Linked DNA regions of Homo sapiens: region 2 is linked to region 1. A link is a loop called in an ENCODE intact Hi-C map of the cell type or tissue named here. Cell type or tissue: endothelial cell of umbilical vein. All regions are shown on one strand. Links, peaks and the distances in the headings refer to the core of each region. The heading gives the core; the rest is flanking DNA.

Region 1 (15,233 bases), core at 2,772-10,771:
AAAAAAAAAAAAGAAGTTGACATTAAGGATGTTTACAGCTTAGGGCAATTTTGCATAAAGTAAAATTTATGTGTAGGCCTTTTGTAAACATTTGAACTTTTTTGGATGAATATCTAGGAATGTGATGGTTAGGTCAAATGATTAGTTGTGTTTAACTTTGTGAGAGGTTCTCAGACTGTTTTTGAAAGTGGTGGCACCATTTTGCATGCCCACTAGCAATGTTTAAGAGTTCTGGTTGCGGCTAGGCACCATGGCTCACACCGGTAATCCCAGCACTTTGTGAGGCCAAGATGGGCGGATCATGAGGTCAGGAGATCGAGACCACCTGGCTAACACATTGAAACCCCGTCTCTACTAAAAATTAGCTGGGTGTGGTGGCATGTACCTGTAGTCCCAGCTACTTGGCTTGGGAGGCTGAGGCAGGAGAATCACTTGAACCTGGGAGGCAGAGGTTTCAGTGAGCCGAGATCATGCCACTGCACTTAACCTGGCAACAAAGTGAGACTCCGTCTCCAAAAAAAAAAAAAAAAAAAGTTCTAGTTGCTCTGTATCCTCACCAACACTTGGTATTGTCAGATTTATTTTTTGTTTTTGTTTTTTTCTCCATGCTAATAGATGAATAGCAGTATCTCATTGTTTTAATTGTCATTTTCCTGTGACAAATGATTTTGTGTGTCTTTTCATGTGCTTATTTGATATCACATATTTCTTTGGTGAAGTATCTCTTAAGACTTTTTGCTGATTTTTAAAAATTGGGTTGTTTGATTTCCTTTTTTATGTGTGTGTTGGGAGGGTTCTTCTGGATGAAAAGTTCCTTATCAAGTGTTTTGCAAATATTTTCTGCTGGTCTGTGGCTTGTCTTCATTTCTCTATAATATCTTTAAAGAACACAAGTTTTAGCCTGGACAACATGGTGAAACCCCATCTCTACAAAATTTAGCTGGCTGGGCATGGTGGTGCACACCTGTAGTCCCAGCTACCTGGGGGACTGAAGTCTGGGGGGCTGAGGTGGGAGATCATTTGAACCTGGAAAGTCGAGGCTACAGTGAGCTGAGATCATGCCACTGCACTCCAGCCTTAGAAACAGAGTGAGAACCTGTCTCAAAAAAAAAAGAACACAAGTTTTATGTTTGTATTTATTTATTTATTTATTTATTTATTTATTTATTTATTTTTGGAGACAGAGTCTTGGTCTGTCGCCCAGGCTGGAGTGCAGTGGCACAATTTCAGCTCACTGCAACTTCCACCTCCCTGGTTCAAGCAATTCTCCTGCCTCAGCCTCCCGAGTAGCTGGGACTACAGGTACACGCTGCCACACCTGGCTAACTTTTTATATTTTAGTAGAGACGGAGTTTTACCATGTTGCCCAGGCTACTCTCAAACTCCTAAGCTCAGGCAATCCGCCCGCATTGGCCTCCCAAAATGCTAAGATTACAGGCGTGAGCCACCACACCTGGCCTCTTTTAAAATTCTTATATTTTTACATTTATGATATATTTTGGGTTAATTTTTAAAATAATGGTGTGAGTTATGGATTATGGTTCATTTTTTTTCATATGGATGATCAGTTATTCAAGAACCATTTGTTTAAGGCTATTGGTTTTCAATGAATTGCCTTAGTACCTTTTTTCAAAACCAATTGACCATATATGTGGGTATTTTTCTGAATTCTCTTATTGTTTCGTTGACCTATAGGTCTGTTGTTTTAATGATACCACATTGTCTTGATTACTTTAGCTTTGTAGTAAACTTTGGCCTCGGGTAATTTGAATCCTCCAATTGTGTTCTTCCTTTTCAAAGTATTTTGGCTATTCTAGGGTCTTTACCTTTCCATTTAGATTTTAGAATCAGTTTATTGATTTCTTTAAAAAAAACAACAACCTGGGATTTTGGTTGAGATTGATTAACTCTATTAAGCATTTTGGGGTAAATTGTCATCCTAACAATATTGTTGGCTGGGTGCAGTGGCTCATGCCTGTAATCCCAGCACTTTGGGAGGCCGAGGCGGGTGGATCACCTGAGGTCAGGAGTTCAAGACCAGCCTGGCCAACATGGTGAAACCCCATCTCTACTAAAAATACAAAAAAATTAGTCAGGCGTGGTGGTGGTGGTGTGTGCCTGTAATCCCAGCTACTCGGGAGGCTGAGACAGGAGAATTGCTTGAACCTGGGAAGTGGAGGTTGCAGTGAGCCGAAATCGAGCTACTGCACTCCAGCCTGGGCAACAAGAGCGAAAATCTGTCTCAAAGCAAACAAATGAAAAACAATATTGTCTTCCAGTGGTGAATATGGTATATCTCCCCATTTATTTGGATTTTTCTTCTGTTTCTCTCATCAGTATTTTGTAGTTTTCAGCTTTACCACATTTTGTTAGGTTTATCCCTTCACGAGTATTTCTCTTTTTTTCTTTTTTTGAGACAGTGTCACTCTTGTTGACCAGGCTGGAGTGCAGAGGTGGGGTCATGGCGCACTGCAGCCTTGACTTCTCAGGCTCAGGTGATTCTCCCACCTCAGCCTCCCAAGTAGCTGGGACTACAGCTGCATGCCACCATGCCCAGCTAATTTTTTGTATTTTTAGTAGAGGAAGGATTTCACCATGTTGCCCAGGCTGGTCTCAAACTTCTGGGCTCAAGTGATTGCCCTGCCTTGGCCTCCCAAACTGTTGGGATTGCAGGCATGAGCCACTGTACCTGGCTGTTTTATATTTTTGATGCCACTGTAAATGGTACTGTTTTTATAATTTTGACTTCCAATTGTTTTTATTGACCTTGTATCCTATGACCTTACTAAACTCAGTTCTTTGTTGTAGTAGGTGTTTTTTTGTAGATTGCTTGGGATTTTCTTTTTTAAGTTGTCTATAAGGTATACAACACTGAAATAATTACTACAGTCAGGCAAATTAACCTGTCACCTTCCATAGTTACCTGTTTTTTTGTCTGGTAAGAGCACTTAAAATCTACGGTCTTAGCAAATTTTTCATATGTAATACAGTATTATTAACCGTTTTCCTCATGCTGCCCATTAGGTCTCTAGGCCTGCTCATCGTACACAACTGCCAGTTTTTGCCCTTTAATCTACCATTCCCCATTTCTCCCCTTCCCTGCCCCTGGTAACTGCTGTTCTCCTCTGTTTCTATGTACAGATGATCTCTAACTTACAATTTTTCAACTTTCGGATGGTGAGAAAATAATATACATTTAGTACACTCCTTGACTTACTATGGGGCTATAGCCAGATAAACCCATTGTAAGTTTAATATATAATAAGTAAAAAACAAAAGTTTCTTTTTTTTTTTCCAGATGGAGTCTCACTCTGTCACCCAGGCTGGAGTGCAGTGGTGCCATTGTGGCTCACTGCAACCTCTGCCTACCAGGTTCAAGCGATTCTCATGCCTCATCCTCTTGAGTAGTTGGGATTATAGGTACCTGCCACCATGCCCAGTTAATTTTTGTATTTTTTGTTTTAGTAGAGACAGGGTTTCACCATGTTGGCCACGCTGGTCTCAAACTCCTGACCTCAAGTGATCCACCTGTCTCGCCTCCCAAAGTGCTGGGATTACACGCATGAGCCACTACACCTGGCCTTATTTTCTTTTTTCTTTTTGAGATGGAGTCTTGCTCTTTCATGTAGGCTGGAGTGCAGTGGTGCGATCTTGGCTCACTGCAACCTCCACCTCCAGGGCTCAAGCGATTCTCCTGCCTCAACCTCCCAAGTAGCTGGGATTACAGCAGTGAGTCACTGTGCCCAGCCCTTATTTTCAATTTATGGTATTTTCAATTTAGAATGGCTTTATTAGGACATGACCCCTTCATAAGTCAAGGAGCATCTGTATTTGACTTTTTTAGAGAGTCTACATATAAAAGATTATGCAGTACATTTCTCTTTTTTTTTTCCTGAGACAAGAGTTTTGCTCTTGTTGCCCAGGCTGGAGTACAATGGCGAGATCTTGGCTTACTGCAAACTCTGCCTCCCGGGTTCAAGCGATTCTTCTGCCTCAGTCGCCCAAGTAGCTGGGATTACAGGCGCCTGCCACCAAGCCCAGCTAATTTTTTGTATTTTTAGTACAGACAGGGTTTCGCCATGTTGGCCAGGTTGATCTCGAACTCCTGACCTCAGGTGATCCGCCCACCTCGGCCTCCTAAAGTGCTGGGAGCACACAGTGAAAACGACATTTGCCTGTGCAATAGAAATTAAAATCCTTAGCATGACTTTCAATGTTTTCTATAATCTGCCTTCAACCTGCCCTTCACCCTTATCTCGCAGGACTACCCTATAAGAATACTCTGTATTCCAAACAGATACTCCAACTCCCTCCCCCTAAGTTTACCAATCTCCATGGTTTGTTTTTATGGCTTTAAATATGAATTCAATTACTTTAATAGATCTAGGACTATCCAGGTTATCTACTTCCATTTGAGTGAACTTTGAGAGTTGTGTTTTTATTCTATTGCTCCTTGCAGAGCAGAGGTACCCCATAGGCAGTGTGCCCAGAATAGCCCAGGGGAGCTGGAGTTGTGTTTTTTAAGGGATTTGTCCATTTCATCTAAGCTATTAAATTTATTGGCACAAAGTAGTTCACAATATTCCCTTATCCTTTTAATGCCTGTAGGATCTGTAGAGGTATCTTTACTTTCATTCTTCATCTATTCTGTTCTTTATTATTTCTATGTATCTCTTTATTTGGGTTTAATCTGATCTTTTTCTAGTTTCTTAAGGCAGAAGCTTTGGTTACTGATTGAAAACATGCCTTATTTTTTAAAAAAATTTTTATTATTTTTTTGAGATGGAATTTCGCTGTGTTGCCTAGGCTGAAGGGCAGTGGAGTGATCTCAGCTCACTGCAACCTCCCCTTCCCAGGTTCAAGTGATTCTCCTGCCTCAGCCTCCCAAGTAGGTGGGATTACAGGCGTGTACCACCAGAGCATGGAGCAGACATCGCATAAAAAATTTGGTTCCTCAAATTCAAGGTTTTTCTGCTCATAACACAACCCATTGCACGTGAGTATCATTTGGCCATCCTTGCATTGCCTTTGAGAATTAGGATTTGGGGAACTTGTAAGAAAATGCTGATATATTGGATATTGTCCTTGATAAGAGTAGTAAACTGTCCTCTGACTCACATTTCACATGTTTTCTACTAGCACCCATGAAACCATGCGGGGAGGGGGGCTTGCTTAGCCTGCAAGTAGGGTAAAACTAAGGATACTTAATGGTTCTTTACATCACCTTACTTGTTTTTTGTTTGTCCCATCCCCATCTCTTTTTTTCCTCAAAATTTTTGTTTTCCTTTGGATGATTTTTATGATTTCATTTTATATCTACTGTTAAACTTATTAGCTATACTCCATTTTTTAAAAGACTTTTACTTGATTACCTAGGGATTACAGTATACATCTTTCTTACTACAGTTTACTTTCAGTAGCTTTTTTTGTTTTGTTTTGTTTTTGTTTTTGTTTTTGAGATGGAGTTTTGCTTTTGTCGCCCAGGCTGGAGTGCAGTGGCACGATCCAACTCACTGCAACTTCTGCCTCCTGGGTTCAAACGATTCTCCTGCCTCAGCCTCTGGAGTAGCTGGGATTACAGGTGTCCACCACCATGCCCAGCTAATTTTTGTATTTTTGGTAGAGATGGGGTTTCACCATGTTGGCTAGGCTGGTCTTGAACTGCTGACCCCAGATGATACACCCACCTTGGCCTCCCAAAGTGTTGGGATTACAGGCATGAGCCACCGTGCCCAGTCTGCTTTCAGTAGTATTTTAACACTCCATGTATGCTATGAGACTCTTATACCTCCAATTCCTCCCTTCATTGTGCGTTTTTGTTGTTGTTGTTGTTGTTTGTTTAAGAGACAGGATCTTGCTCTGTCTCCTAGGCTGGAGTGCAATGGCACAATCATAGCTCAGTGCAGCCTTGAACTCCTGACTCAAGTGATCCTCCTGCCTTGGCCTCCCCTATAGCTAGGACTACAGGGATGCACCACCATGCCTAGCTAATTGTTTTGTTTTTTGGGTTTTTTTTTTTTTTTGCGTGTGTAGAGATAGGGTCTGTGTTTTCCAGGTTGGTCTCAATCTCCTGGGCTCAAGTGATCCTCCTGCCTCAGCCTCCCAAAGTATTGAGATTACAGGCATGAGCCACTGTGCCCAGCCCTCTTTGTACTCTTTTCGTCATACTTTTAGTTCTCAGTCCCATAATACATTGTTACTATCTTTGCTTTAGGCAGTTATTGAGATTCACATCATGTGCCTGAATATTGGGTTGGGAAGTCCCATATTTTCTCTTATGAATTTTAAAAATTTTATCAAAATTTTGGACTAGAAATAATTTTTTGGGTCATTCTTTTTGAAAAGGTGTATGGTTTTTTGCTAAGTGGATCTTTTCTTGGCTTCTAGTTGAGACCTTTCCACACATAACTTTCCCACCCACTCTTGAGGAAACCTGAAGCCTGATTCCATTTATGTATAGGATCCTTCTGAAGTCTTGGCTGGAGTTCAGTTTCAGGGAATTAGCAGCAGGAAAGGCTGGAGGGAAGGTCAGTGAGGGCATTTCATTTTCTTCTCTTATTGTTAATTTCCTTGAGACACCTAAAGAAAAGAAAAAGTACTTTCTACTCCAATCTTTCTACCTTGTTTTAACTCTAGGGTGTTTCTTTTTTTCCCCATTCCATTGTTAAGACAGGAATCAGGGTTTTTTACAATGTATCACCCATAATCATGCTTTCTACAATAGTCATTTCCTGTTGCCCTCTAAGCTTTGTTCATGGTATTCCATTGAGTTGACAAATCATAATTTATAATACATTTCTTTGTGAAGCTCAGCTTTTTCATTATTACAAATTATGCCACAGTAAACATCTTTGTGCATCTTTTATACCTCATGAAGTGTATTTCTATGAGCAGGTATCTATATTTTATAACAGCATTTTTATAGTTATTACGTATTATAAATAAGATTTAGAAAAAGAAGGACATTGGGAATGTATATACCCTGGGGGAAAAGGTCTTATGACTTTGCCTAGAGAAAAATAAATAGATTGAATTGATTATAGACTTGTTGGAGACAGGTTATTGAGAGGGAAATGTCAAAAATTTGGCTATGAATTTCAACTATGCTTTTTTCAGAGATTAGTATTTGAGGTTTAAATACCTCTTAACTGTTTTTTAAAATCAGTATGTTGAGTCCATTCCTGAGTTGAAATTTTGACATACTTCTTCCTGTTGTGAAATCTGCTTACAAAGATTTAGGCAATGTTTTAATATATATGTATGTGTGTGTGCTAGTGTGTTGTGTAGGAATAAAGCAAAATCACCACGGAAATGAGGTATTCTGTAACTCTTCATAAAGGACCTATGCCTATGCTGTTTAATATAGTTGTCACTAACCATAAGTGGCTATTGAGCACTTAAAATGTGCTAAGGCTAAGGAACGTACTTTTTGGTTTAGAAAACCTTTAAGTATGTTTGGAACAACTTGTGTACGACAGTCTACTTTTTAAACTAGACATTTGGCCAGGCACGGTGACTCACGGCTGTAACCCAGCACTTTGGGAGGCCGAGGGGGGTGGATCACCTGAAGTCAGGAGTTCCACATCAGCCTGGCCAACGTGGTAAAACCCCGTCTCTACTAAAAATACGAAATTAGCCAGGCGTTGTGGTTTATGCCTGTAATCCCAGCTACTCGGGAGGCTGAGGCAGCAGAATTGCTGCTCAGAATGAGCTGAGATCACACCATTGCACTCCAGCCTGGGCAACAAGAACAAAACTCCATGTCAACAAATATATCTATTTATATATGTTATATTATATTATATTATATTAGTATTATATTACATAATATATATTTATATATTATATGTATTTCTATTATATATTTATATGTTATATTATATATATATATATATATATATATTTTTTTTTTTTTTTTTTTTTTTTCCTGAGATGGAGTCTGGCTCTATCACCCAGGCTGGAGTGCAGTGGCATGATCTCGGCTTACTGCAACCTCCGCCTCTCGGGTTCAAGCGATTGTCCTGCCTCAGCCTCCCCAGTAGCTGGGATTACAGGCATGCGCCACCACACCCAGCTAATTTTGTATTTTTAGTAGAGACGGGGTTTCTCCACGTTGGTCAGGCTGGTCTCGAACTCCCGACCTCAAGTGATCTACCTGCCTCAGCCTCCCAAAGTGCTGGGATTACAGGCATGAGCCACCGCACCCAGCCAATAATAATTTTTATGTTTGTAACATTGAAATAGTTATATTTTAGATATAATGGATTACGTAAAACAAAATTAATTCCACCAATTACTTTTTTTTGATATTGCTTCTTTTTTGAGACAGGGTCTGGCTCTGTCAACCAGGCTGGAGTGCAGTGGCTTGATTTCAGCTCACTGGAACTTCTGCCTCCCAGGCTCAAGCCATCCTCCCACCTCAGCCTCCTGAGTAGCTGGGACTACAGGTGCATGCCACCATACCTGGCTAATTTTTGTATTTTTTTGTAGAAGTGGAGTCTCACTTTGTTGTCTAGTCTTGTCTCAAACTGCTGATTTCAAGTGATCTGCTGCTCACCTCGGCCTTCCAAAGTGCTGGGATTATAGGAGTAAGCCACCGAGCCTGGCCAATGTGGATATTAGGGAATTTAGAATTACATATGTGGCTTGTATTTCTGTTGGACGACACTGGCCTACATTGTAGGTGACATGAGTGAAGAAAACCACTGTTTTCACAGCTTCAAAATGTTGTGACTGGGCACAGTAGCTCTCGTGCCTGTAATCCTGGCACTTTGGGAAGCCAAAGTGGGAAGATCACTAAAGCTCAGGAGTTTGAGACCAGCCTGGGCAACATGGCAAAACTTTGTCTCTACAAAAAATACAAAAATTAGCCAGGCATGGTGGCACCGCCTGTAGTCCCAGCTACTAGGGAGACTGAGGCAGGAGGATTGCTTGAACCTGGGAGGTTGAGGACGCAGTGAGTTGTGATTGCATCACTGCACTTCACCCTGGGTGACAAAGTGAAACCCTGTCTCAAAAAAACAATAAATAAATAAAACATTGCAAACACAGACAACTCACTGTCTAAAGGAAGATCTGAGTTACTGAGACTAGAGTTTTCAATGTTTAGGTTGTAGAAAGGAGAACAAGGAATGCCAATGCAGGTCGACTGGTTATAGGTAAAGGGTGGGCATTGTCAGGGTTTACTGCTTAAAAGTAACTAGTGTCCCATTTAAAGTATGGGCTGACTACACAGTTATTACTGCATGACCCTGCTTTTTGTCTTCAGTGTGTAATACAAGAAGTAGTGAAACCCCATCTCTACTAAAAATACAAAATTAGCCCAGCTTGGTGGCACGTGCCTGTAATCCCAGCTACTTGGGAGGCTGAGGCAGGAGAGTCGCTTGAACCCAGGAGGTGGAGGTTGTGGTGAGCCGACATCACGCCATTGCACTCCAGCCTGGGCAACAAGAGCGAAACTCCGTCTGGAAAAAAAGAAAAAAAAAGTAAACATGAGGCTAGACATGGTGCCACATGCCTATAATCCCAGCACTTTGGAAGGCTGAGGTGGGTGGATGGAGCCCAGGAGTTCAAGACCAGCCTGGGCAATATGGCAAAAGCCTGTCTCTACAAAAAATACAAAAATTAGCCAGATGTGGTGGTGCATGCCTGTATTCCCAGCTACTCGGGAAGCTGAGGTGGGAGGATCACTTCAGCCTGGAAGGTCAAGGCTGCTGTGAGCCAAGATTGTACCACTGCACTCCTGCGTGGGGGACAGAGTGAGATCCTGTCTCAAAAAAAAAAAAAAAAACTTAAAAAGACAAAAAGGTAAACATGATGGTTGAGGAACAAGAAAAGGACAAAATTGATGAGCAAAGTGATTAAATACTAAAATGAAAGGAACAGAAGGGTAGAATTAACAGAAAGCCAACTCAAGAAAATTCAAAAGAAAAAGAAAAAACAAGAATTCTAAGTGTCGGATCCATGAGCCCTTCATACCAGATACAGGAGCCAATGAACCTACCTGAAATTACATTTAAAATAACAAGGAATGTTCATTTATGAGGGGAATGTGGTCAGTAGCTTTCATTAAATTCATAGAGGAGTTCATGTCTTTCCTCCACAACAGGCTTGTAATCATAGCTGCAACAAATAAAACAGTAGGCTTCTAGTCAAAATGGAGTAAGAGGGATCAGATTTAACAGAAACAAGTAAAAATCTGGGGCTGGGTGCAGTGGCTCGTGCCTGTAATCCCAGCACTTTGGGAGGCTAAGGCGGGTGGATCACCTGAAGTCAGGAGTTCAAGACCGGCCTGACCAACATGGAGAAACCCCGTCTCTACTAAAAATACAAAATTAGCTGGGCAAGGTGGCGCATGCCTGTAATCCCAGCTACTCAGGAGGCTGAGGCAAGAGAATCACTTGAACCCGGGAGGCGGAGGTTGTGGTGAGCCGAGATCGCACCATTGCACTCCAGTCTAGGTGACAAGAGTGAAGCTCCGTCTCAAAAAAAAAAAAAATTGAATAAGAAATATGAAACAATTAAATTTCAGACAGTAGGACACCAGGCATTCCAGGACGGTGGTTGTTCTCTCAGGTAACCATATGAAGTGAGCCTTACAATTCATCAAACTTAACATCTAAGGAGATTTTCTCAAGCCTCAGTACAGTGGGTAGGAACCTGGGTGGAACACAGGGGAGTCTCCCTGAGTTGAGATGGGATTGGGAATCTACAGCAACCCAAGGAAATAAAGTTTTCAGGGAAGAGTTCTGGAGAGGAGAGAACTGGAGATGTGCAGAGTTTCCGCCTCAAGTCTTCAGAGGGTTGACCAGCACATACATGTGAGGTAACAACCCAGGCAAGGGAAGTAAACATCAAAAAGAAGCAGAATAAACACTTCTTTTCATGCATTTTGCAAAGGACTGGGAAAAGATTTTATTCCTGCCAGCTACAGAGGAAAGACCTCATACCTCAAAAGGGGTCAGATAGAATATTTAAAGGGACATTGCAGGCCGGGTACGGTGGTTCACACCTGTAATCCTAGCACTTTGGGAGGCCAAGGCATGCAGATCACTTGAGCCTGGGAGTTGGAGACCAGCCTGGGCAACATGGTGAAATCCTTTCTCTACAAAAAAATACAAAAATTAGCCAGGTGTGGTGGCATGCACCTGTAGTCACAGCTACTCAGGAGGCTGAGGTGGAAGGATCACCTGAACTCAGGGAAGTCAAGGCTGCAATGATCTGTGATTGTGCCACTGTACTCCAGCCTGGGCAACAGAGTGAGACCCTGTCTGAAAAATAAATAGAAGAACATTGCATTAATAGTGGAAGAAAATTAGTCCTAGACTAAGCTTGCTTTGGTGTTACCTAACAAAGCTTAAATGTGAGTTTTGAGAGAAACTGGGACGAAGCTTAAGAATATTATTATATTATGCAAAAATATCTGGCACCCAACAAGGTGAAATTCAATGTCTGGTATCCAGTTGAAAATTATCAATCATGCAATAAAGCAGAAAAATGCAACCACAATGAGAAAAATACAAACACCTGGAAATGACACATGATAGAATTAATTGACAAGGATATTGAAACTAGTTAAAAGTATATTCTGTATGTTCAAGAAAGTAGAGGAATGCTTGAAACATTGAAAGATTGAAAAGACTGGCATCAGGCTGGGTGCGGTGGCACATGCCTGTAATCCCAGCACTTTGGGAGGCTGAGGCAAGTGGATCACTTGAGGTCAGGAGTTTGAGACCAGCCTTGCCAACATGGTGAAACCCCATCTCTACTAAAAATACAAAAGTTAGGTATGGTGTAGGGGTCGGGGCAGGGGGGCACCTGTAATCCCAGCTACTCGGGAGGCTGAGGCATGAGAATTGCTTGAACCCAGGAGACAGAGGTTGCAGTGAGCCAAGATTGTGCCACTGCACTCCAGCCTGGGTGACACAGTGAGACTTCATTTCAAAAAAAAAAAAGACCAGTATCAAATTTCTGAAAATGCAAACTTTAGTGTGTGATATGAAAAACACACTTGTTAGAATCAACAGCACATTAGAGAGTGTGGAATAAAAGATTAGTAAACTTGAACACATAGCACAGAAGTTATTCAAAATTAAAGAAAAAAGGCTGAAGAAAATGAATAGCATATCAGTAAACTGTGGGAGAACCTCTAGCAGTCTAATTTGTGTGTAATTGGAGTCTCCAAAGGAGAGGGGAGGAGAGAAAAAGGATTTGAAAAAATAATGGCTGAAAAATGTTCAAATTTGATGAAAACTATAAGCCCTTAACAGGTCTAATGGACCTCAAGCACAAGGAAGACAAGGAAAATAATATCATGACACATAACACTTGAAAAATTGTTCAAACCAGAAATTGAGAGGAAATATTAAAGGCAGTAGGAACTAGACATGTTACAGATAGAGAAACCAAAGGATGACAGCATATTTCTCATCAGATACAATGCAGGTGTGAAAACAATGGAGTTACATCTTTAAAGTACTGAAACAAACAAAAAATCAACCTTGAATTCTATACCCAGCCAAAATATCTCTTGAAAACAAAGGTGAGCCAGGTATGGTGGCTCATGCCTGTAATCCCAGCACTTTGGGAGGCTGAGGTGGGCAGATCACAAGGTCAGGAGTTTGAGACCAGCCTGATCAATATGGTGAAACCCTGTCTCTACTAAAAATATAAAAACTTAGCCGGGCATGGTGGCGCATGCCTGTAATCCCAGCTACTCAGGAGGCTGAGGCAGGGGAATTGCTTGAACCTGGAGGCAGAGGTTGCAGTGAGCTGAGATCGCACCACTGCACTCTAGCCTGGGTGACAGAGTGAGACTCCATCTCAAAAAAAAAAAGAAAAGAAAGGTGAAATAAAGACTATTTCAGAAATACAAAAGCTGAAAGAATTCATCACCAGCAGACTTATACTATAAGAAGTATTAAGTCCTTCAGGGACAAGGAAAAAGGTACCAGATAGAAGTCTGGATCTACAAAAAAAAATGAAGAACAAGAAGCTTTTTTTTTTTTTTTTTTTTTTTTTTTGGTAAAACAGTTACTGCTTAAAGGAAAAAGTACTACAATTAATCATGGGATTTCTTTTACATATATATATAGAGAGAGAAGTAAAATACATGACCACAATAGAATAAGGCCAAGATGGGGGAAGTGAAATCATACTGCTGTAAGATTTTTTTTTTTTTTTTTGGAGAGATGGGGTCTTACCATGTTGCCCAGGCTACTCTCAAGCTCCTGGCCTCAAGAAAGCCTCCCACATCAGCCTCTCAAAGTGCTGGAATTTCAGACATGAGTTACTGCACCTGGCATGCTGTAAGATTTTCACCTTGTACATGATAAATCCTGAAGTAATCACAAGAAAAATAGAAAAGCTAATAAGTCAACCAAGGAGATTTAATGGAGTCATTAAAAATTCTTAGTCTAAGCCAGGTGCGGTGGCTCATGCCTATAATTCCAGCACTTTTGGAAGCCGAGGTGGGTGGATCATCTGAGGTCAGGAGTTTGAGACCAGCCTGGCCAACATGATGAAACCCCATCTCTACTAAAAATACAAAAAATAGCTGGGTATGGTGGCACACGCCTGTAATCCCAGCTACTCGGGAGGCTGAGGCAGGAGAATTGCTTGAACCCAGGAGACAGAGGTTGCAGTGAGCCAAGATTGTGCCACTGCACTCCAGCCTGGGTGACAGAGTGAGACTCTCCAAAACACACACACACACACACACACACACACACACAGTCTCTTCAATCTAAAAGACTGAAAAGAAGGCAAGGAAAAAGGAAAAAAAGCTGGGACAAACAAGACAAACAGCAAGGTGGTACATTTAAAACCGACCTTTTCAATAGTTATACTCAGAATTGTCCCAACACCCCAATTAGCATCACAGACCCTACCGCATGCTGCTTGCAAGACAACCACTCTAAATATAAAGACAATCGGTTAAATGCAAATGGATATTAAATGATATGCCTGTAATAAAAAGAAATCTGATGAAACTATATTAGTATCAGACAAAGTAGATCTCAGAACATAGCATATTGCCAGGGAAAAGGGGATATTTTATGAGATCATAGGGTCAATTCAATAAGAAGTCATAACAATTCTACATGTTCATTTGCCTAAATGACAGCTTCAAAATACATAAAGAAAAACCTGATGGAACTGTGAGGAAAAACAGTTTTCACAATTACAGTCAGATTTTAGCACCTCTCAATAATTGCTAAGTAGAAAATTAATAAGAATGTAAAAGACTTGAACCACATTATCAACCAACTTGATGTAACAGATATTTACAGAGTACCTAGCAGCAAAAATAAATTATATTAAAAATGCGGGTGCAGCACACCAGCATGGCACATGTATACATATGTAACTAACCGGCACATTGTGCACATGTACCCTAAAACTTAAAGTATAATAATAATAAAAAAAATTATATTAAAAATGCTTCTTAAAATAGGGGATTTGATAAACATTTTTAAAAATAAAAACTATACAGCACTCAGCATCAACAGAAAACTTTTTTTCAAGTGCACAAGGGACTTTATCAAGATAGGCTAAGTTCTGGGCAGCAAGTATCAATGCATTTAAAAGGATTAAAATCATTCAAAGTGTGACCTCATAGCCAGGCGCAGTGGCGTACACCTGTAATCCCAGCACTTTGGGAGGTCAAGGCGGGTGGATCACCTGAGGTCAGGAGTTCACGACCAGCCTGACTAACATGGTGAAACTAAATACAAAAAAATTAGCGGGGCGTGGTGGCACATGCCTGTAATCCGAGCTACTTGGGAGGCTGAGACAGGAAGAATCACTCGAACCCGGGAGGTGGAGGTTGCGATGAGCCAAGATTGCGCCATTGCACTCCAGCCTGGGCAACAAGAACGAAACTCCATCTCAAAAAAAAAAAAAAAAAAAAAAAAAATCATTCAACGTGTGACCTCAATAAAGTTAGAAATAACCAATCTCTGGGAAATTAACAAATATTTAGAAACTAAATAATATCCTTCTATGCAGTCCATGTACCAACAAAGAAACCAAAAGGGAAGTTGGGACTCATTTTGAACTGAATGAAAAATGAAAGCACACATATCAAAATTTGTAGGATATAGTTAAAGCATGATTCAGAGCGAAATTTGTAGCATAAATACATACATTTGAAAAGAAGGAAGATCTTAAATCAATGACCTCAGCTTCTACCTTAAGAAACTAGAAAATAAAGAGCAAATAAATCACGCCTG
Region 2 (15,233 bases), core at 3,197-11,196, 220 kb after region 1:
CTTGAATCTCTTAGGGAGCCCCTAGACCTTCTGTCAAGGTATATATTTTTTCTGGAGTGTTAGGGAGACAATCCCAGGGAGGAGAGGAGGAGGCCAAAGTTGTTTGCTGACTGTTTGCATTCAAGGCTGTGCTCCTGTCAACACTGCCTGGTGGCTTTCTGGGTGAATGAAATTTACTGACTTCTCTTCCTTTCTTGTACCACTTACCCATCTGGATCGTGGACCCATTTCTCCTGCCTCTGCAATGAGTTGGGTGCCTGAGGTGGGAAGGGGAGAGAAACCTTTCCTGAGCCCTTGGGATCCCAGGATGCTGTGTGGAAGTGCCCACTTTGGGAGTGGGCTGTGGGCTCACAGATGGGTAGAGGCTGATATTTGAAATGCATTTAAGAAGGGCCTTAGATGGCTGGGCGCGGTGGCTAACACCTATAATCCTAGCATTTTGGGAGGCTGAGACAGGAGGATCACGTGAGCCCAGCTGTTCAAACCAGCCTGGGCAACATAGCGAGATTCCCTCTTTATTTAAAAAAAAAAAAAAGTGGCAGGAGGCCTTGGAAACATACTGGTTTGGGGCTGAGTGGTCTGGCTGGTAGAGGTTTCCTGGAAACACAGTCCTTCATTCAGCCACCACAATACTAAGTGCCAATCTGCTTTGTGCCAGGCATTGGGCTAAGTATTTTCTATATAATAACTTATCAGTTCTCTAGCAAGCATAAGAGGTAGGTATTGTTAGCCCCCATTTCAGACAATGAATCTGAGGTGTAAAGAGGTTAAGTCTCAAGTATTCACTGGGCTACCTAGAGCCCAGCTGCTTCCCAATTTTCCACCCTTCACCTCCTAATCTAGATGACAATGGTAAAATGCCCATTACAGTTGTTCATCACGGCTGTGTGCCAGGCACTGGGCTTTGCCTGTGTTATCTCGTTTACTCTTTGAAACCCCACTAGTGAGTATATATTACTATTTGCCCCAGTTACAGATAAAGGCAGGAGGGTCATTTGAGCCCAGGAGTTCAGGACCAGCCTGGGCAACATGGTGAGGCTGAGAGAGTTAAACTAGTTGGCTAGTTAAGACGGATGCTGGGTTTGAACCAATGCTGCGTGTCTCCCAGAGCCTCATTTCACCATGTACTATGAGGGCTTAGTCTACATGGCTTAGACTTGTCACAAAGCAAAAGCCGATAATGCCCAGCCCACCCCAGTACTGGGAGAAGGAGTGTTTGGCAAAGGTGAGATTTCATCAGCCTGGCGGGTAAACATGGCTGTTTGCAGACTAGTTGCGCTTGTCCTTTCCGCTGTCTGTAGTCATCCCTATGGTCCCCACCTTCCTCTCCCTCTGGGGTTGGCAGGAGAACGCAAGGGTTAATGATATAGCACTTCACCCTTGTGGGCTCCAGAGGAAATGAGGGAGCTCATGAGTTCTGCAGAGCTTTTGTGTCATCAGCCGGGGAAGGGAAGGCACCGTGGCTTGGCCAGATAAGCGGTGGCGCTGCGAATGTGGGGCTTCCTTGGCAGATTTGTAGCCTTTCCGCCTGTTTGCACTGTGGGGCACCTGCTGGGGCTTCCAGGGTGGTTGGGGACATCAACAGGGCATTCAGAAAACTGATAACCTAGGCTAGGGAGGGAGACCTACATGGAGCAGATGGAGGAGGAAGAGGGTGGCGGGCCCTGGTGTTCTGCAGGTGCATGTCTTCTGCTTGTTTGACCATGTGGGGGAAGGGGGTGGCGGTGGGTCAGGGAGCAAACATTTTTTTGATTTTCACAAACACCATCATATTCAGTCTTCTCTATCTCTATGGGGTAGGTGTTATTTGTTCCCATTTTAGAGATAGAGAAACTGAAACTTCCCCATGGCCACACATCTAGTGGTATATAATAGAGCCAGTCTTCAGACACAGGTCCATGTGACAAAGTCCTTTTTCCATTAGCCACACCAGGATGCCTCCCAGCAATGCTGGGTCATCACACCCACCCACCTGCCTCCGGAAGAGCTGGGCTGGCTGGGGAGGAGAATAGGGTGTGAGTCCTTCTCCCCCTTGCCCTGGGGGCAGGGAGGGAGAGGGACTCCTTCCTGCTTTAGGGCTCTTTCTCCTTACCTCCTTCCCTGAACATATATTCTGTACCAGATTCTGTAATTATACCTTATCTCTTACTCACAAAATAGTTCTTGGAATCTCTATTTTACACATGAAGAAATGGGGGTTTTGAGAGGTGAAGTCTTTCCCCCAACTTGCCAGAGCTGCCTGGGTTTCTTTTGACTAAGTTTTCCTTGGCTATGACTCAAGTCAGAAACAACTGCAATCCTGTAAGAGGTGAAGACAGTGGCCATTCTATCTCTGCTGGACCAGAGCCTGTTATTTTGCACCGAGGAGAGTGGCCAGGGCATCAGCTGATAAATGAAAGGATGTGGATTTAGACATCAGCGAGGCCTGAGTTCAAATGCTACTTCTGCTGGGCCCTCAGTAGGACGTTCTAGCCCCCGAGCCTTAGTCTTTGTAGTGTTCTTGTGAGGATTAAGCAGGAATGTGAATGAAGAGCCTTTCACTTAGTGCTTGCAGCCAAGTAAGTGCTGTAGCATTGCATGCTTGCTTTTTGCCTCCCATTCCTTTGGTCAGTATTCAGGGCTATCCCCCAAGGGGCCTTTGACATGGCCAGTCAGCCTCAGCTGCACAATTTCTGCATCTCCCAGCCCTAGGCTGGGCACTGTCCCTGCAGGAAGCCAGATGTGCTCACCTGTCCAGGACACAGGCTTGGCCTTGCCATTGGGAAACAAGGATGAGGCCTACCCCTGCCTTCTAGCACTGTTGGGGTGCAGGAGAACCTGGAGACAGGCTTGGGTTCTAGAGGCAGGAAGGCCTCCAGAGAAGGGCCTCCTAGAGACACTGTTGACCTCTTCTCGGTTTGGGACCTTCTGGAGGCACACATCACACTGGGAGCCTCAATGGCGCTTTCAAGCAGTCCCATCTGTCTCTTTCTCGACCCACTCACTGGGTTGGGAGAAGACTCAGGTGCCTCTGAGGCCTGAGGACCAGGTGGGAACATCACAGCTACAGTCTCTCCCTGGCCACTGTTTTCCTTTGTGCCCTTGGGCCAGGGTCAGCTGAGTCCCGGCAGCCACAGAAGCTCAGGCTGGACTGTGATTCTGTACCTGAGGTGCTGTGGGGAAGTGCCTCTTCTCCCATGCTTGGGAGTTGACCCAGCCTCTGTCTGATGTTGGCCACTCTACCAGGTGAATGCCACCCTGACCAGCCTGGAAACAGCCGAGGGAGTGTTGGCTGTGGCCCCCCTGAGCTGGGCTAGACCAGACCGGCCGTGCCCTGGATCTGATACCCCCCAGGGCTCACAGAGGCTGGAAAGGGTGAGAGGGACTCGCAGGAAAGCTTTGTCCCAAGCCTGCAGCCAGTCCAGCTCCCAGCTCTGAGTAAACATTAGAGATAGGATCGGGTGTAGCCAGGAAGGGTGGCAGGGTGTGGTCTGTGAGAAGAATGGCAGGATGTGGCACCGGGGCACTGTTCTGGGCACCCACGCCTTGGCCTATTGTTTAGGGCAGCCTGAGGTTCTCAGCTCTCTGGGGGCTTTCAGAGGAAGTGGCATTCCCCTGGGACTCAAGCCCTGCCCCACCCCTGCTGCATGGATCTCTTTCCCTGGTGATGCCCCTTGGCACCACCCACTCAGAGCAAGCTTGGGAGTGGGAGCCAGCAGTGGAGGGGGATTAGTGTGTGCCCAGCGGGGAAGTGTAGCCATTGGCCCTCTCAGAGGGTCTGCCTGTCTGTTCAGGCTTCCTGTACCCCAGGGTCTGAGTCACCCGTCATGCTACGATGACTGGAATTTATCTCTATCTTTATCTTCATCTAGATATTTTTTGTAGGGTGGGGGAAGGCTGTCGTTGTGGAGGGAGGAAGGACTGACAGTAAAAACTCCTTTGATTCCAATCCAACAGGGTCAGTTGTTGACTGGTTAGAAGAGGAAGTGGCTGGTGATTTGTTTTGGGCAGAAAGGGGCTAGGTTTGTGTGCGCCTGTGGGTTGGTGGGGTTCAGAGGGGCCGTGACAGGGCTGGTTGTGGGGAGGAGAGAGGAAGAGGATCGGCACCTGCAGCGGGCTTTGTCATATAAGCGCCATGCTTTGAGCCACTGTCCCTCCATGGAGGCGGGTGCCTCTCTATACCTTGTCTCAGGTGCTGGATTTGGGGGCCTCGGGGCCTGGTAGGCACAAGCTGAGACTCAAGGCTCTGCATGTCAAGGGCGAAGATGGCTGGAGCCCTCTCCTTAGAGGTCTTCACTTCTTAAGGATGCTCACTTGGGTGAGATAAGACCACAGAGGAAGAAGAATGGAAGAGGGATTGTGAGGTGGGTTCCTGAGAAGGAAGGGAGGGCAGAGCAGAGATGCCGCTTAGCGCCCCAGCTGGCTGAAGGCCTCTGACTCTGTATAATCTCTTTTTTTTTTGAGACAGAGTCTCCCTCAGTCACCCAGGCTGGAGTGCAGCAGTGCAATCTTGGCTCACTGCAACCTCCGCCTCCTGGGTTTGAGCGATTCTCCTGCCTCAGCCTCCTGAGTAGCTGGGATTACAGGTATGCACCACCATGCCTGGCTAATTTTTGTATTTTTAGTGGAGATGGGGTTTTACCATGTTGGCCAGGCTGGTCTTGAACCCCTGACCTCAGGTGATCAACCCGCCTCAGCCTCCCAAAGTGCTGGGATTACAGATATGAGTCCGGCCATTCTATACAGTCTTGAAGCAGTGCTGCCCCAAAAGCTGCGTGAACTCAACATCTCCTGACCTCAGTTTCTCTGTTTATAAAATGTGTTGAGGTTGGGCAAGAGAGGAAACTGGGCACGCAGGAGCACTTCCATCCAAGCGAGGGGCTGACGGGCTACCCTGTGGACTTGTGGCCTCTGACCAGTACCAAGGCATCAGACTAGGGTGGAAACTGAGGGAGCCCAGTAACTCCTGTATCCTGTGGACCCAGCGTTCTTTGGCTTCTGGGCATTTTGGGACAGTGGAGTTTGAGGTTACTGACCTTAAAACCTCCTGCGGAGCCACATGGAAAATGACTGAAGCAAGGAGCATGCTGTGTAACAAAGGAGTAAAGGAACTTGAGGGATTATTTTAGTTTCTGGAAAGTCTAAAGGGAGACTTAAGGGAGGACTCCAACGGGGTCTTTAAATCCAAAAAGTATGGAAAGTGTTTCTTATCCGACCCAAGGTAAAAAGAAAAGGAAATGGAATCGCTTTGCTGCTGGGGGTATTTAGGTAACTCATAGGAAGAGCTTAGACCCAAGGAAGAGGCAGCAGAGGATAATTGGGTGTGGGAGAAAAACCTGAGAGAGCAGGAGCTGTCTAATAGTCCTAACAGTATCCATCACCTGTTAAGCATCCAGACCTGCTTTGTGCTGTGCTGCTGAACTCTGTCACTCTCTTGTCATTCTAAGAATATTTATCGAGCACTTACTGTGTTTCAGGCACTGTGCTAGGCTCTGGAGCTACAGTGATGAGCAGAAACAGGTATATTTTTGGCTACTGGGTGACTCCAAAATAAATTTTTTTTTTTTTTTTTTGAGAAGGAGTTTTCGCTGTTGTTGCCCAGGCTGGAGTGCAGAGGCGTGATCTCAACTGACTGCAACTTCCACTTCCCAGGTTCAAGCAATTCTCCTGCCTCAGCCTCCCAAGTAGCTGGGATTACACACCTGACTAATTTTGTGTTTTTACTGGAGTCAGGGTTTCACCATGTTGGTCAAGCTGGTCTCAAACTCCTGACCTCAGGCGATCTGCCCACCTTGGCTTCCCAAAGTGCTGGGATTACAGCCGTGAGCCATCGCGCCCAGCGACTCCAAAATAAATTAAGCGTGTAAAGGTATCATTACCAATTGTGATAAATACTTTTAAGGTCAAGTTCAAAGTGCCATGAGAATGTAAAATAGGCACTCTGATAGGGTCTGGTGTTGTTAACAGGAGATTCACCTCTTGATGTTGAGTTTCTTATTCCTATTTTACTGAGGAGGAAATGGGCTCAGAGAAGTTAAGTTACTTGCCCAAGGTTGCACAGCAATGATTGGTCAGAGTTGGGATTCAAATGTACCCAAGTCTGTCTGACCCTAGAGGCTTTTCTCTCAACCACTTGACTCTCAGAGCATCCTGGACTGCGCACAACTTACAGAATAGATATTCACCCTGTATTATCTGATCTTCATGGACACCAGTGAGACATGGGTTATTGTACCCATTGTATGGATGAGGAGACAGGCTAAGGGAGGTTAATTAATTTGACTAGGTTCATACAAGTCAGCCTGTGGCAGGGCAGGAATTTAAACCCAGGTTGTTGGATTCAAACCCTGCGGGTCTTCCAAGTTGTCCCCTGACTCCCTCCAGGACCCTTGTTTTATAGACACAGCTTGCAGGGGTGAAGCAAACTGTGCAGACCCCCAGCTGCAGAGTGACAGAGCAGTGACCACATAATGACCCCTCTCTTTCCATCTCACTGCCTTTCCTCCCTTATCTAGTTGATCATGGGACCGTCGCTCCCCTCCCTGGGATGGTTAGGGTCTGGAGCCTGGTACTGATGCTCTTCACAGAGACACCTGCGTCTCTCTGGGCCATGGCAGGCTGGGGCTTGGTTCCCTCAAGACCAGACAGGGCAGGGAAAGCAGCTGCTCTTCTCAAGCAGGCCTGTGCTTGGGGAGGGGGAGAGGGAGGTAAAAGAGGTACCCAGGGACCCTCTCCCCCAAAGGTGAGACCCAGAGTTGCTCTCCATTGGGGGCGGGGTGGCATTGTGCCTGGGCTGTTGCCTTTTCATGGACAAGTGGGCCCAGAGGATACCAACTAAGGGCCAGTGCCCAGCACCTGCCGTTGAGCCAGACACCTGTGAGGATGGAAGGGCCCTTGTCTGGGCAGGGTTATCTGGTGGGCACCCAGCCCTAGTGAACAGACTGACACCTCTAAGCTGGCTTGGCTGGTCACCAGGAGCCATTGTCTTTGTGCTGGAGGCCAGGGTAGGCCACTGAGAGGCCCAGGAGACAGGCTCCCTAATATAAGGGTGATCCATGGTGCCTGGCTGGAGGGACCGTGGAGGCTAAGTGTGTGTAGAAGCTCAAAGGGAGGAGGTGTCCTAGTGCAGCGCTGTCCAACATAAATATAATGGGAACTACATGTGTAATATTTGCTAGTAGCTGTATTAAAAAGTATAAAAAGAAATAGGTGAAATGAATTTTAATGATGTATTTTATCTAACCAACTTATCCAAAAAGAATTTCAACTTGTAATCAGTAACCATTACTAATGAGCTATTTTACATTCTATTCCATGTACTAAGCCTTCAAAACCTGGGGTGGGTTTGATGCCCACAGCACATTTCTGTTGGGACTGGCTGCATTATAAGTGCTTAGTAGCCGCATGGGGCAAGTGGCTGCAATCTTGGGCCGTGCAGTCCTAGGGTTAATTAGGACAGATGATGGCCTCCTCTGCCTCCACCATCAGCTCCAGGGATGGATGGTCGTTCACCATCCCCAACTGGGGAGACCTTGGACTTTTGTGTCCTGTTCATCTGACCATGCTCCTGGAGGCTGTGGCTGCTGCTGGGATTTCTGGGCTGCAGCAGGAAGGCTTTGAGGTGGGAGCTGGAGGCCCCTGAAGTTGGGACAGAATGAAGGAGAGACCCTTAGGACCCAAGTCCGGAGTGAGGAGGGACCCGGTGGCCGGCCTGCGCCCGCAGTGGGTGTGAGTGAGGTGGCGCTGAGCCGACGGATCAGAGGCCCACAGGCCCGCATTGTGCGCCTGTCACACTTCCTTTGGCTTTATTGCTTTTGTCCAACACCCTATTGTCTGGCTTCCTTTTGTCCCCCATTCAGTGCTGCTGCCTTTTATTTTCCAGCCAGCCTGGTTGTTTTCATTTCTTTTGTCTGAAGTTCCTGAGAGGAAGGTTTTATTTTCAGCGGTTTGATTAATTCACAGCTTGAGCCCAGGGTTTGTTTGTTATGTAATTGCTGCCTTCGGCTTCAGGATAAAACCCCCTCCCCAACTGCACCCACTCCCACTTCTCGCCCCCCTGCTCTCGGCCTGGCTCTGAGCCCCTCCCGGTGCCCGGATGGGCTGAGCCGCCTGCTTTCTGGACGCTCTCCAAGCCCCTGGGCTGTAGGAGGGGACCCCAGGGTGAGCTGGCCTGGGGTCTCTTCTCTTCTCTGCATCTAGGTGGGATGGGGCCTTTGTACTTATGGTCATGGAGGCCCCTCTCTGCAGTGCCCTGTCTTGGGACCCAGCCTCTGGGGAACCCTACACTTTGAAAGTGGGTGAGCAGGAGAGTCTGGTCTGATCAGCAAGGTGGAATCAAATCAAATACACATGCACTCATGCACTGCTTGCCTACCAATGTCTCTGTCAACGACCGAACACATATAGGACAGTGGTCCTGCAAGATTCTACTACTGTATTTTTGCTGTAGCTTTTCTATATTTGGATGTTTGGATACACAAATACTTAACCATTGCATTACAATTACCTACGGTATTCAGTACAATAACATGCTGTACAGGTTTGTAGCCTAGGAGAAATAGGCTATACCATACAGCCTGGTGTGTAGTAGGCTGTACCATCTAGGTTTGTGTAAATATACTTTATGAGGTTTGAATAACAAAGAAATTGCCTGGTGATGCATTTCTCAGAACATGTTTATGCTATTAATTGATGTAGGACTGTATATAGTCATCCCGCTGTATCTGAGACGGTTGGTTCCAGGACCTCCAAAGATACTAAAATGTGCTGATGTTCAAGTCCCTGATATAGAATGGCATAGTATTTGCATATAACCTATGCACATCCTCCCGTATACCTTGTTTTTTATTTATTGTTATTATTATTATCATTATTATTATTTTTTTTTGAGACGGAGTTTCGCTCTTGTTGCCCAGGCTGGAGTGCAATGGCACCATCTCGGCTCACCACAACCTCCACCGCCCGGGTTCAAGAGATTCTCCTGCCTCAGCCTCCTGAGTAGCTGGGACTACAGGCATGCACCACCACACCCGGCTAATTTTGTATTTTTAGTAGAGATGGGGTTTCTCCATGTTGGTCAGGCTGGTCTCGAACTCCCGGCTTCAGGTGCTCCACCCGCCTCGGCCTCCCAAAGTGCTGGAATTACAGGCATGAGCCGCCGCGTCTGGCCAGTTGTTATCATTTCTGAGATAGGGCCTTGCTCTGTCACCTTGACAGAGTGGAGTGCAGTGGCTTAATCTTGGCAGCTTCAAACTGCTGGCCTCAAGTGAATCCTCCAGCCTCAGCCTCCTGAGTAGCGAGGACTATAGGCGCATGCCACCATGCCCAGCTAATTTTTGTATTCTTTTGTAGAGACAGGGTCTTGCTATGTTGCTCATGCTAATGGGCAACATAGCAAGACCCTGTCTCTACAAAAAAAATACAATACTCCTGGCCTCAAGCAATCCTCCTGCCTTAGCCTCTCAAAGTGTTGAGATTACAGGCATGAGCCCCTGTGCCTCTAGATTACTTATAATACCTAATATAATGTTAATCATATATAAATAGTTTTTGCACTATATTGTCTAGGGAATAATGACAAGTCTACTTGTTCAGTACAGATGAAATTTCTTTTTTAAATATTTTTGATCTGAGGTTGGTTGAATCCATGGATGTGGAACCTACAAATACAGAGGGCTGATTGTATATATTTTATTCAATTATAATGCTTATTTAAAATACTCTACATGTACTCTATTATATACAATGCGTGTTTCATAATACATAACAAACATTTTACAGAGTTGATGCAATCTATCCAAATGCATCCATACAGAGCTGATGCAGTATTTAAATACCATACTGCACCTGGGAGGTTTAAGGAATTTTTTTACTGTAGGGATATTTTTACTATATCTGATTTTAGCCTTACATACTTCCCCTAAACATCTAATCCCCATGCAAAAAAAAAAAAATCAAAAAATGTATTTAACAGTGCTTTTCTAACTAGTGCATATCAAAATCACCTGGAGGTCTTGTTAAACCTGATCCCTGGCCTAACTCCCAGAGATTCTGATTTGTGGGAGGGACTTATGACTTTGCCTCTCAAACAAGCCCCCAAGGCATGCTGAAGCTGCTGGTCCTTATACTGCATTCCAACTAGTAGTGGTTTAACAAACACCAGATCATGTGATGTTATTTGGAAATGTGATAAACAAGGAAACAACAAAACACCAGATCGGTGCTTACTGGTGCCACAAACTATTCTAAGTACCATATAAATATCAACTCCTAGTCCTCACGGCCATCCTATAGTGTAGAGACTCTTACCATGCTCATTTTACAGATGAGGAAACTTGAAGTACAGAGCAGCTAAGCAACTTGCCCTAGGTCACTTGGCTAGTCAGTAGCTGAGGCAGGACCCATGCATAGCTGGAACCTGCTGTGTTCCCACTAGAACCCAGAGCGCATCTCTGTGACTTTGGAGGATAGGCATCTGCTGCTCCGCCCAAGCCTGGCATGACCCCTGGAAACCACTCCCTGAGATGCTGCGATTGCTCAGCTCCTCAGATGTCCCAGGCAGTGATGTGACAGGAAAGGAACAGCAGGTGCAGAGTCTCAAGAGGGTCTGCCAGGTATACCAGCTGCTTAAACTAGGAACTGCAAACTCAGATGCCTATGGTGGCCAGACTCTGAGAGATTCTAGCTAGATACCGGAAAATATTTTTCGTAAAGCCAATCATCTCAGTCTGTTATTCCCCCCACCCCCGCCCTTTATTTTTTTAAAGAGATGGGAGTCTCATTAGGTTGTCCAGACTGGCCTCAAACACCTGACCTCAAGTGATGTGCCTTCCTCAGCCTCTTGAGTAACTGGGATTACAGGCATGAACCACCATACCCGGCTATTTCCCCCCGTGTGATAGATGCATGAAGCAAGAAATCATTTACTTTTACCTTATCTCCACTGTAAGAAGAAGACTATATGTCTTATATATAGAAGAATATATGTCTTATATAGTTAATACTTGGTTTCCTTTTTGAGGAGTAGTAGGAGTGTAGAGGCTAAAGTAGACTGGCCTGTCCATAAGAAATACCCATTACTCAATTCCAGCCAATTTTTACCACAAAAACAATTGAGCTAGAAGTTCAAATCTAGATTTTTATGTGTTATCTCTTGATTTTTAAGTATTGGTAACTAATTATAAAAATGCATTTGTAGGCTGGGCGTGGTGGCTTACGCCTGTAATTCCAGCACTTTGGGAGGCTGAGGCGGGCAGATCACCTGAGGTCAGAAGTTGGAGACCAGCTTGGCCAACATGGCAAAACCCCATATCTACTAAAAATACAAATATTAGTTGGGGGTGGTGGCGTGTGCCTGTAATTCCAGCTACTCGGGAGGCTGAGGCAGGAGAATCACTTGAACCTGGGAGGCGGAGGTTGCAGTGAGCCGAGATCGTGCCCTTGCACTCCAGCCTAGGTGACAGAGTGAGACTCTGTCTCAAAAAAAAAAAAATGCATTTGTATACATACAAACATGCACAGACACATGCACACATGCGTGCACACACACACACACACACACACACACTTTCTCTCTCTCGCTGTCGCTCTCCAACTCTGTTGGGCTCAGAAACAGCCAGTCAGTATCTGGCCTCGTTAGTTGGGCCGTCAGTCCACTAGTCCCGTAGTCCCAAGCATTACACAGGCAGCTGCTGCGCAAGGGTAGGCCCACTCTTCTCTAGAACTTTTTGTTTAAAAAGCAAAAAACAAAACAAAAAAGCATGAGGGATACAAGAGGCTTTGCTGATTTTTCTGTGGGTTCACAAGTAAGCTTGCCCTTTCTGTGAGTGTGCCCATGTGACAGGCACCAGGAGGCACTTGGGTGGGGTCAGGGGAGCAAACAGTAGGGTCACTGCCTCTGGGCAGAAGTTTACGACTGGGGACTCACCTCAGCTCACTCTGTCCCTCCCCCAGGATGTCCATGAGGAGCCCCATCTCTGCCCAGCTGGCCCTGGATGGCGTTGGCACCATGGTGAACTGCACCATCAAGTCAGAGGAGAAGAAAGAGCCTTGCCACGAGGCCCCCCAGGGCTCAGCCACTGCCGCTGAACCTCAGCCTGGAGACCCAGCCCGGGCCTCCCAGGATAGTGCTGACCCCCAAGCTCCAGCCCAGGGGAATTTCAGGGGCTCCTGGGTCAGTGTCCCCGCCCTGCCTCCATCCTCACACCCATGCGCTGTACCTGGGCTCTCTGCTCGGCTGGGCAGGCCCACTCCCCTAGATGGCAGCAGATACAGGCAGAAGTGGTGATCCTAGGGGTAAGACGCCATGTAGGGAAGCAGGGAGGCACTGCCAAGTTCAGTCTGAGGCTGGAAGCGGGGTCACCTATCAGAGCAGGACCTAGACTCATGCCTGTACTTACTCGCTTGATAGTGACAGTTCACCTATGTGTGACCCAGTCCTTGCTTCTGAGGACTAGATGGGGAGATGGGACACACATGCTAAAGTTTGGCTTTAAAGTAATCTACCAGATTTTTCAGATGATTTGGGAAAATCAACCTGATTACACAAGCAAGAATTAGGTCACTGTTAAAGATGATACGGTTCTTGACCCTTAAAAAAACAAGAGAATTGAGCTGCATGATTCATAAGGATTCTTGCAGCTCCTAAAAATTCTGATTTCACATATGAGATGTAAAAAGGTGATATATAATTAAAATCCAAATAAGTGAAAATGAGGAGAGTTATGGGCTCTAAGAAAGAATCCAGCCTGGAGGAAGGAGGTGGGGGGTGGGGGCACTGGTGATCAAGGAAGGCTTCCTGGAGAAGTAGAGCCTCAAGCTAGGCCTTAAAGGATGGGGAGGACTTTGACGAGAAGAGGAGTGAGGCAGGCAGTGGGGAGTGTGAGTAACTTTTGCCAGCCCCTACCTGCTCCCCTATGCAGCCCAGCTGGTGTAGTGGGTATGTTCAAGGGAGTGATAACTAATAGCTGACTTTTGGCCCCTGATTGTAATGGCAAATCTCATTCACATGCATTAACTCCCTTGATCCCAGCAACAATCCTGTGACAGAGGAGGTATTAATATTTCCATTTTCAAAAGAGGGAAGTCAGGTTCAGAGCATTTCAGGGACTTGTGTGGGATCAAGCATCGTGTGAGTCACTGAGCCTGGACTGAAACCCAGGTCTTTTGTTTTGAAATCTTCTGTTCTTTTCCTAAACAAAGCTTGGGCAGGTGGAGGCCAAAGGGACCTAGTGAGTGGAGAAGTAGGACTTGGATAGGGCTGGGATCCCTCAGGGTACACATCTTTGGGGTGCCCAGCCCTCCCTGCAGCCTGTCCCCTTCTCTTGGGGGTTATGGTGACAATTCAGTATGTCTTGCAGGACTGTAGCTCTCCAGAGGGTAATGGGTCCCCAGAACCCAAGAGACCAGGAGTGTCGGAGGCTGCCTCTGGAAGCCAGGAGAAGCTGGACTTCAACCGAAATTTGAAAGAAGGTAGGATGTCTGCCCTAGTTAGAAGCAGAGGCCTGAGGCAGGGAGGTGTTAAGACGGTTATTCCTCACCCCTTTGCTGTCTTCCAGTGGTGCCAGCCATAGAGAAGCTGTTGTCCAGTGACTGGAAGGAGAGGTTTCTAGGAAGGAACTCTATGGAAGCCAAAGATGTCAAAGGTGAAGGCCTGTTGGGGGTGGGGGAGATGTTTGAACCCCATCTCTCTTCTCCTGGTCTGGCCACGCAGCCTGGCTCTGTAGGGCAGTTCTTGGTACATACCTATCCTGTGCCATCTGGCTCCTGCCTGGCCTTAGGGGTCATCACCATCCCTCGCCTGGAGGCCCCAAGCATTAGGTCTCACTCATCCCATGCAGGAGAGGCCTGGTAGGAATCAAATCCCATGACTCTGAATCTGGGCTCTCACCAGGCACCCTTGTGACTTCAGGCATGTCATTGCCACTTCCCGAGTCTAACCGCAAAATGAGCAGAAAGTTCCCTTTCACTCTAATTAATTCTAGGTCAGTTGGACCTCACTAAGTGAGTGAAAAGTAGTTACTAATGGGCTGCTGCTTGGGTTCCTTAGAGTGATTTTTTTTTTTTTTTAAGATACAGTCTCCCTGTGTCGCCCAGGCTGGAGTGCAGTGGCACAATCTTGGCTCACTGCAGCCTCAACCTCCTGCATGATCCTCCTATCTCAGCCTCCTGAGTAGCTGGGAACACAGGCACCTGCCACCAAGCCAGGCTAATTTTTATATTTTTTTTGTAGAGATGACGTCTTACTATGTTGCCCAGGCTGGTCTCGAACCCCTGGGCCTAAACAGTCCTCCCACCTTGGCATCTCAAATTGCTAGGATTGCAGGCATGAGCCACCCACTGCACCCAGCCAGAATGATCATTTTTGCATTGTCATTGATCACACCCACAGAGGGAACTTTAAAACCGTACAGATGCCCAGGCTCCACCCCCACCTATTGAATGGGAACCCCAGGGTATGGTAGGGGCCTGGGCCTCTATACTTCTCAAAGGATCCATGAGTGATTCCGATGTTGTTTTTTTTTTTTTTTTTAAAAAAAAAAAAAAAAAAAAAGGTCTATGGCCAGGCACTCAGGAATAAACTGCTGCATCAGACAGGAGCTAAACTGGAGGTCAGGGGGACACTAACATTTATTGGTTGAGGACCATGTGCCAGATCCTGGACTAAGAGCTTTGCATATATTAGCGCTTCTTCTTCTTTTTTTTTTTTTTTTTTTTTTTTTGGAGAGAGACAGCTCGCTCTGTTGCCCAGGCTGGAGCGTAGTGGTGTGATTTCGGCTCACTGCAAAGTTCACCTCCTGGGTTCAAGCGATTCTCCTGTCTCAGTCTCCCAAGTAGTTGGGATTACAGGTATGCGCCACCATACCCGGCTAATTTTTGCATTTTTGTAGAGATGGGGTTTTACCATGTTGTTCAGGCTGGTCTCGAACTCCTGACCTCAAGTGATCCACCTGTCTCGGCCTCCCAAAGTGCTGGGATTACAGGCGTGAGCCACCACACCTGGCCTCTATTAGCTCATTTATCCCTCATAGTAACCCTCTGAGGTGATTATTATTATGCCCACTTACCAAGATTTTGAAAACCCTAAAGTGCAGAGAAATTGGTAACTTGCCTAACAGCTCACAGACAGGATGGGTTGAAATGGGAATTTGACCCCAGACCTGTCTTGCTTCAAAGCCTGAGTGTGTCCCACTGGATCCCTCCGATGGGATGGTTGTCCACCCTGACCCTGTGTGGCGCTGAGCACTCGAGGACAT

Evidence for each region. Hi-C counts contacts between places; a loop is a spot of excess contacts. Peaks named below come from ENCODE experiments on the same cell type or tissue, not always from the same donor. Only the 100,000 strongest peaks of a DNase experiment are listed, where the experiment ranks them.
Region 2: it touches region 1 in a loop (6-fold over the local background); 2 of 110 quality-filtered maps call a loop at or near these places.

What each region holds. Positions count from the first base shown.
Region 1 is chr1:203,882,397-203,897,629 of GRCh38, forward strand. No RefSeq gene overlaps it. Among named protein-coding and RNA genes, the nearest start is that of SNRPE, 28 kb to the left of the region's middle. RefSeq lists an enhancer at 5,889-7,088. In endothelial cell of umbilical vein, for the core only: no CTCF peak of the experiment used is centred there; a DNase peak (open chromatin) is centred at 6,575; H3K27ac peaks cover 1,934 bases.
Region 2 is chr1:204,100,984-204,116,216 of GRCh38, forward strand. SOX13 (SRY-box transcription factor 13) reads left to right here. Exons shown (of 14, transcript NM_005686.3): 2 at 11,932-12,151; 3 at 13,338-13,449; 4 at 13,536-13,622. The coding sequence starts at 11,933. Among named protein-coding and RNA genes, the nearest start is that of ERLNC1, 33 kb to the right of the region's middle. RefSeq lists enhancers at 6,223-7,066, 7,067-7,909, 7,910-8,753. In endothelial cell of umbilical vein, for the core only: no CTCF peak of the experiment used is centred there; DNase peaks (open chromatin) are centred at 3,478, 3,778, 7,278 and 7,858; H3K27ac peaks cover 2,822 bases.